3 separate regions of the Mus musculus genome follow, and regions 1 and 2 are each linked to region 3. Evidence: chromatin loops called from intact Hi-C (ENCODE). Cell type or tissue: heart. All regions are shown on one strand.

The links. A loop is a pair of places that touch in the nucleus more often than their neighbours do. Peaks named below come from ENCODE experiments on the same cell type or tissue, not always from the same donor. Only the 100,000 strongest peaks of a DNase experiment are listed, where the experiment ranks them.
Region 1: a loop joins it to region 3, with 2.9 times the contacts of the local background. A loop is called at or near these places in 13 of 42 quality-filtered maps.
Region 2: a loop joins it to region 3, with 2.2 times the contacts of the local background. A loop is called at or near these places in 3 of 42 quality-filtered maps.

Annotation. Positions count from the first base shown.
Region 1 is chr8:105,476,083-105,478,582 of GRCm38, reverse strand. Zdhhc1 (zinc finger, DHHC domain containing 1) reads left to right here. Exons shown (of 14, transcript NM_175160.5): 7 at 1,465-1,566; 8 at 1,845-1,969; 9 at 2,054-2,212; 10 at 2,447-2,500. Among named protein-coding and RNA genes, the nearest start is that of Tppp3, 5.9 kb to the right of the region's middle. In heart, a CTCF peak has its summit at 1,322 (motif pointing right); DNase peaks (open chromatin) are centred at 552, 1,432 and 2,172; H3K27ac peaks cover 1,021 bases; H3K27me3 peaks cover 521 bases.
Region 2 is chr8:105,553,270-105,555,769 of GRCm38, reverse strand. All of the region lies in intron 1 of Atp6v0d1 (ATPase, H+ transporting, lysosomal V0 subunit D1), which reads left to right. Among named protein-coding and RNA genes, the nearest start is that of Atp6v0d1, 12 kb to the left of the region's middle. In heart, a CTCF peak has its summit at 1,482 (motif pointing right); DNase peaks (open chromatin) are centred at 349 and 1,479.
Region 3 is chr8:105,358,422-105,360,921 of GRCm38, reverse strand. Slc9a5 (solute carrier family 9 (sodium/hydrogen exchanger), member 5) reads right to left here. Exons shown (of 16, transcript NM_001081332.1): 10 at 2,419-2,500; 11 at 1,742-1,830; 12 at 1,469-1,595. Among named protein-coding and RNA genes, the nearest start is that of Slc9a5, 11 kb to the right of the region's middle. In heart, a CTCF peak has its summit at 1,086 (motif pointing left); no DNase peak of the experiment used is centred here; H3K27ac peaks cover 501 bases.

The sequences.
Region 1 (2,500 bases), 120 kb before region 3:
CAGCCTAGTCTACAGAGTTCCAGGACATCCGAGCTACACAATAAGACCCAGTCTCACAAAAACAAAAAGAGTCTTGGTGGAGCTGGGCATGGTGGTGCTTACCAGTAATCCTAGCCATTGGGAGGCTGAGGTGGGATTTCAGTGAGTTTAAGGCTAGTCAGGGCTACATAAAAAGACAGGTTCAAAAAATAAAAACATCAAAAAGTTTGGTGGAGTGACCTGAGATAGTGATTAGGAAAAAAAAAAAAAAGACAAGGCATAGCATTTTCTATAGCAAAACCAGAAGGCATTTGGCAGCACCAAAAACCTTTCTAAACGACTAGCTCTGCCAGTGACAACTTTAGCCTCTAGAAAGTACCCAGATAAGGGGAGGAGGGCAGTTAAGCTTGAGTATTCTGCATTAAGTGCTACAATCTTTAACAAAAGAGTCAGAGCCTACTGCTCAGAAAGCTGGACGGTGTCCTGAAGTCACAAAGCTACTGAGCAGCAAAGTCAAGGGCACACTAGCTGTCTGGTCCCAGCACATTCACTCAGTTATCTGTGAGCAGTCTGAGGCAGAGAGGCCAGTGGCTCCAAGCCCTCCTGCTAGTGAGGAGAGGAGACAGAATGCAGAACACCCGCTCTTCTTTGGCAAATTACAGTAACTCTCTGGGACTCCTCCCTACATTACTGGAGCTTTGTCATCTCCCAGACTCATGTGTGGGTTGAGGGATAGAGTGCAGCCCGAGGCCAGCTCCACACTTGGAATCTGAAGAAGGGGTCTGTCTACAGGAACCAGAATGCCTGCTGCCATTCCCTAAGCAGCAGCCAGCACATGAGCTGAGTGGCTCTGCCAGTTTCTCACTGAGTGATGGAAGGACTCACTGTTCTCCCATGCTCATTTGGGTCTTCCGTGATGCGACCCCATCAGTATCCTGATGTGGCCCTCTCTCACCAATTCCTTGCCTATGAGTTTCGTTAATGCCCCTGGATGACAGTGAATACATCTCCATTTGGCTCCTTTACAGTTAGCCCACACATGGCTTCTGATTGAATGCCAGAAAAATTCCCGTAGGATGGCAAGGAAAGTGACCCCAAAATGGAGCTGTTAGAAGTGCAATTAAAGTACTAGTCGGGCAGCTATGCACTTTGCCTCGGGTCCCACACCTGCATCTTGTGTGTGGTCTGGCACACACGTCCTTGCTTGGAAAGGATGCCTCCTTCCCTTCTCATGTGACCTTTATGTAGGTATGTAGTTCAAGAGTAGGACCTCAAAAGACACCCATCTTCCCTCTACCGTGACCCTCAGCACCTTCTCCAGGGATCCCACCTCCTGTTTCCACCAGAGGGCGCGTGCACTCCTCATTGCTGCGGTCCGAGGAAGGGCAGAGGTGCCTGTGGGTAATCAGGAACCAGGCTTGACTCAGGTCGCTATGCTGGATGGGCTGGCTGACCATCAGGCGCCTTCCCCCCAAACTTCCACAGGAGTGCGCGATCCAAACACTGCAGCGCCTGCAATAAGTGCGTATGCGGCTTCGATCACCATTGCAAGTGGCTCAACAACTGCGTGGGCGAGAGGAACTATCGGTGAGAACCAGCTGGGGCCTGGGCTTGCCTGGTCTATTGAGGACTGCTTGTGATACACTATACAGTTGTGGGTGGGGATGTGTGCCCGCTGAGAAGGTGATACTTGGGTTGGCAGAGGGTGGGTTCAGAGCCCGCCATCCTATTGGTTCAGGCTAAGATGGGCAGTCAAAGAGTCTTCCCGCCCTAAGCCTGCGACTAATGAGTTGTTGGGGTCAGGAGCCTGGCTTCTTATTAAGCTGGTGCTCCTGAGGGCTGACAGCTGCCCGTGGTTGGGCCAGGCTCTTTCTACACAGTGTGGCATCTGCTTTATTGGGTGTCCTGCTCCTGGTGCTGGTGGCCACTTATGTCTTCGTGGAGTTCTTTGTCAACCCCATGCGACTTCGTACCAACCAACACTTTGAAGGTCGGTGTCGGTTCTAGACACAGACTTGTTTTCGTTAGCGCACCCCCGACCCCTGGCTAAGCACAGTCTGCCTGTGCCCTTCAGTCTTGAAGAACCACACGGATGTGTGGTTTGTGTTCTTGCCTGCTGCCCCTGTGGAGACCCAGGCTCCTGCCATCCTGGCCCTGGCCGCCCTGCTCATCCTTCTGGGCCTGCTTTCTACAGCCCTGCTTGGCCACCTGCTCTGCTTCCACATTTATCTAAGTAAGTGCCTCCTCCAGGTTTGCCTCGAAGGGGATAGAGTCTCCACCTTTTCGGGCTGTAGAACCTTGAAGTCCTAAACCGTACAGTGCTAGCTGTTTGTGGTTGGCCTAGTTTTGCCCTACTGCTTAGTACATGTGTGATAGGGATTTGAACCTAGTGCCGGCTGCCCTAGCTTTTGCGTTCCAGGGTTACCTCTCCACTGCTGACCCATGTCTTTCTTCCCATACCCACCAGTGTGGCACAAGCTCACCACCTATGAATACATCGTGCAGCACCGTCCAGCTCAGG
Region 2 (2,500 bases), 190 kb before region 3:
TTTTATTTATTTAAATTTATTTATTTATTTTTTATTTATTTAAATTTATTTATTTAAGGCCTTTATTGTAGAAAGGCAGAGGGCGGCCATGGCCACGTGGAGGGGGGGGAGAAGAAGGGGGGAGAGGGGAGGGGAGCAAAGGGAGCATGAGTAAAAGCAAGAGAATAAGAGGTAAAAGATCGAGGAGGGGCAAGTAGCTCCTTTTATAGTGGGCTGTGCCATCCTGGATGTTGCTAGGTAACTGTGGGGAGGAGCATACCTGGCTATTGCCCTGTAACCATGGGGGTGGAGTCCAGACAATACCTGGAGCTTGGGGCATTGCCTAAGTGACTGATGGCCACACACCTCTCTGCAGGGGGCTGTGGGATGCTGTAGCTGCTACTGGAGCCTGGGGCCCAGGAGGCATGGCTGAACTCCCATTGTCCCATGAAGGCGGAAGTCACCACCCACCAAGTGTCCTGGGTTCCAGGCCTGTGCTCCATCAGGAACCAGGCTGCCTCTGCACAGTTCACGGCCCCACAGTTGTAGTGTTTAGTGCCCTTACGGTAGAACACTAGAGGAAGTTTTCTAAGTGCTGATTTAGAAATATATTGTTAGGGGCAAAGTTGTAAGCCATTGAGCGTAATCCTACTGTAGTCAAACACTAGAAGGCATGCATGTGAACAAGCATTTGGAAGCAAAGGCCCTACGCTGTCTAGAGAGGCTAGGAGGGAGGAAAGTTTTCAATGGCTAATTTATGTTTTCTTCTGCTGTTTGAATTTAAGAATAAAAAACATGGAATAGGGATAGAAAGATGGATAAGTGATTAAAAACACTAACTTTTTTAGAAGACCCAGGTTCAATTCCCAGTACCCACATAGCAACTCAAAATTGTCTTGTAACTCCAGTCCCAGGGTTTCTCTGTAGCCTTCCTTGGCTGTCCTGGAATTCACTTTGTAGACCAGGCTAGCCTCAAACTCAGAAATTTGCCTGCCTCTGCCTTCCAAGTGCTAGGAATAAAGGTGTGTGCCACCACTCCCGGCCTTTATTCATTTTCTTAAAAATGTGTATGACTGTTTTACCTGCATGTATGTATGTATGTACATATATGTACCGTGTACATACATGGTCAAAAGAGAGCATTGGATTTCATTGAACTGTAGTTAGGTATGGTTAGAACCCATCATATATGTGCTAGGAATTGAGTTTGGGTCCTTTACAAGTTCAAGTGTGAGTTTGGGTCCTTTACAAGTTCAAGTGCTTTAAGCTGCTCTCCAGCCCCCCTAAATTTCCATTGTTTATGATACATGTCTGCACCTCTCTGCAGGTGTCAGCAGTTTCACACCTGCAGGGTCTGATGGTTGGGGGAGATGGAGACCTAGAGTCTGAGGCATGATGACATTGGAAGAATGTGTTGAGTGAGAACTGGAGATGGAACACCCTCTTCTTGCCAAGAGCCAACCCCCTCATGGTTGTCCATAAACCATCATTCCTTTGTCCACAAGAGGGTGCACTAGGACCACTCTGCCACTAAGAGCCTGGATGGAGGTGCAGCATGGTTCTGCTGTACCTGTCTATGGCTGGTGTCCTTTAGGGTTCTGTCCTGGGCTCTTCTGTCACTGAGTCCACAGTTAGCCTCCCAGATTAGGTATAGGGTTTAGTGTTTCCTGTTTGTTTCTTTCTACTCTTTTCCCTCTGTGTCCCATATTCCAAGCATAGGAAGAAGACCAAGGACATTCTCTGATATCATTCTCTGTCCTGAAGCCTGGTACAGGATGCTCTGACCGTGACTAATACACTGTCTGCATTTACTTGCATCTAGATCATCTGGCAGGTGTCAGACTTGGAGCAGCAGCCATTGCAGTGTACTAGTTTACGAGCTCTTAAGATGTCTTGGGGGTTTCAAATAGGACCTTAAGGTTCCCCAGGGGCCGAGGCCTTGCTTTTCAGTCTCCTAGAAATATACCCTTCATGAGCAATTCACCCTTGGTGGTTCTCCCCTTGCTGGATCTACCCAGAACTCATCCATAGTATAGACTCTCTTCAGTTCCCTTTGGAACTCTAAGAAGGACACTTAGGCATGTGTGTGGCATATCCATATGTGTAAGTGACTCTGAGAGAACTAAGCATGGTACTAAACTCCACGTAAGAAATGTTGGCTCTGGTTACTCTTTTTTTTTTTTTTCCGAGAAGGTTTCTCTGTGTAGCCCTGGCTGTCCTGGAACTCACTTTGTAGACCAGGCTGGCCTCGAACTCAGAAATCCAACTGCCTCTGCCTCCTGAGTGCTGGGACTAAAGGCGTGCGCCACAACACCCAGCCACCAATGGTCACTGTTAAATTTGCAATGAATAGTTTGATTCATAATTTGATAATTACTGCTGTCTGAATAAACAGAAACAACAAACACCCTCAAGTGACACCTCTAAGTGATTTAATACAATGCCTGTGCTCTTTAATCTTTACTATGCTCCCTTTATTTTTATATTCTGATAGTGTTTTATTCTGAATAAAAACATTAGC
Region 3 (2,500 bases):
ATAGCAAGGAGGAAAAGAAAAACTGTTATAGGTTTGTCTTATTGGAAGACATATTTCCCAGACATAAATTGTGAGCTTCATTTGGATCCTGAGCTATGCAAACCAGCTAGGAAAAAACAGATATTTATTGAACAGTGACTGAGCATTTGCTATAAGGAATTATTATGTTATAATAGTAATACTATGATTTGATTTAACTTGATTTTTTTGCAGTGGGGGAAGTCAAACTCAGGGCCTCATAGATGCTAAGCAAACGTTCTACTACTGTCCAATATCCTCAGCCTGACCTAACGTTTTAAAGATCTTGCCAGCTCAGTGGTGGCTTCACACTTGGAACCCCAGCATTTGGGAGGCTGAGGCAAGAGGACCCCCCAATTTGAAGCCAGTCCTAGGGCGGCTAGCAAGACTGTCTTAAAGAAACCAAAAAATAAAAGAAACAAAGAGTTCTTGCCGTATACTGAGATATTTATAGATAATATCAGATGATGTCTGGAGTCTGCTGTAAGACAAAGTGTGGGCAGGGTGTGGTGGGTTATGGAGTGAAAAAATTTAATCACGCACAGATAATTATTAGAGTTGGGTAATGGATAAGTGACTTATTTCGTTCTCGCTACTAAAATTTTGCACATGAAAAACATTAAAAGGAAAAGAAAACTTGGGATGAGGTGGGTTTGCCAGCCACTATATGAAGGTCTGGCAGAATGTGAGGACAATATGGTGAACCAAATCAGGGGTCCTGGGCAGCCGAAACAGCAAGTCCAGAATAGAAAAATGAGGGAGCCCCTGTCACTTGCCCTAGACAATCACCTAGCAGCTCTTCCATGGGGTGGGGGAGGGGCTTCTCATGGGCAAACACACACCAGAGGCAGAAGGGGCTGCGAGGTGGGGTGGGGGGTGGGGTGAGGGGGGGTGGGGTCTGAGTAAAGCCACCTGCACATCTTATTCTGCAGAACTGGAAACTAACGGGAGGTGCTCCCAAATCCAGCCAATTCTGTCTCAGTGTTCTCTGTAGTGCAGCCATGAGTAACAGTCAAGATTCCTACTTCAAAAGGTCCAGGATAGTGACCTGCTGCCCCCTTGTGGGATTATAGAAGATCCTCTCCTGGATAGGATGGACCTTTCCACCCTCAAAGCTCCAAAGCTGCCTGATTTTGCACAGGACTAACCCGCCTCTCTCTCCTTAAACTGATTCCGAAGGCCTTCTCAGGTCCCTGCTTCCCTTTGACCTGCATCCTCAAAGCTCCCTGTCCTCTGTCTCTTCCTCTCCCCTCAGGGACATTAGCCATGGGTGCTCCTCTCCTTCCTAAAGCCCAGTTTCGAGTCCAAAGTGTTCCCTTCTAGAGTCCCAACCTGTTCAGCTTTCAATTCAATTCATTACAACCGAATGCCCGAAGAGTCTCCGATCATGGGCTCTACCATCCACTCCCCACCACCCTGGGAACTCCTCCCACATCCTGCAAGCCCTCACCCTGCGCCGTGGCTTGTAGAGGCCTCCACAGAGCAGATGATGCATCACGGCATCCTCCCGGTCTCGGCCGCTGCGCACCGTGTCAATCACCTGCAGATCCAGACACGCTCCACTGCCGCTCTCCCTCCTGTGGGAGGCAGGGATAAGTGTGCTGAGGACTGGGCAGGACAGGTGAGGGGAAGGGCACAGGCAAGGTGTTGACACGTCCCTCCCCAGAGGGATCTGGGGAGAAGAGCTTGGGGGAAGGGAAGAGGGAGCGGCTCGTGGACTCACAACAGGTTGGTGACAGAGGTCTCTGCCACAGAATTTCTGCTAGGCATAGAGGGCAGAGTGAGTCCTGTGGAGGACAAGACATGGCCTCCCTGTAGGAGTCAAGACAGAGGTCAGACAAGGGTCAGATGAGGAGGGGGCCCAGACAGAGAGTAATAAAAAGAATTACAAGCGTTAACAATTATTTTGAACACTTTTGTTTTGAGCCAGGGCTGGGGATCACCCAGGTTCTTGAATGCTACACAAGTGGTAAACCGTTGAGCTATACCCACGGGCATTATTTTGTTATTTGTTACAGCAGACACTGAAACACTTCACACTGAATTCTCAGAGTCGGGCCTGGGCAGTTCCATCCTTATGGTTACTTTCCCCTCACTGAGAAAACTGAAGCCCAGGCAATGTAAGTAACTTATCCAAATATCAGCCCACCCGTGATAATGGCTGAACTGTGTCTGCTGACTTCAGCACCCAGCTGTTTCCCACCTTCTTGTACAAGCCTGCCAGACTCTGTCACTACCAGGCTTGCCCCTGCAGCTGTGACTTCACGACACCGTGGGGCCAGCTGGAAATTCCGGCTAATTCCTTGCTAACAAGCCTGCCTGCCTGTCGTTCCTTACAGCCCTACTCTGCTGACCATCTGTCTAGCCGCCACTGGCCTACCTGGTAACTGCTTGGCCCACCTGGTCCACAAAGCTGATGGCATCTCGGATGTTGAGTCTGTAGTACACATCCCAGATCTGGTCGCGGATACGATAGGCTGAC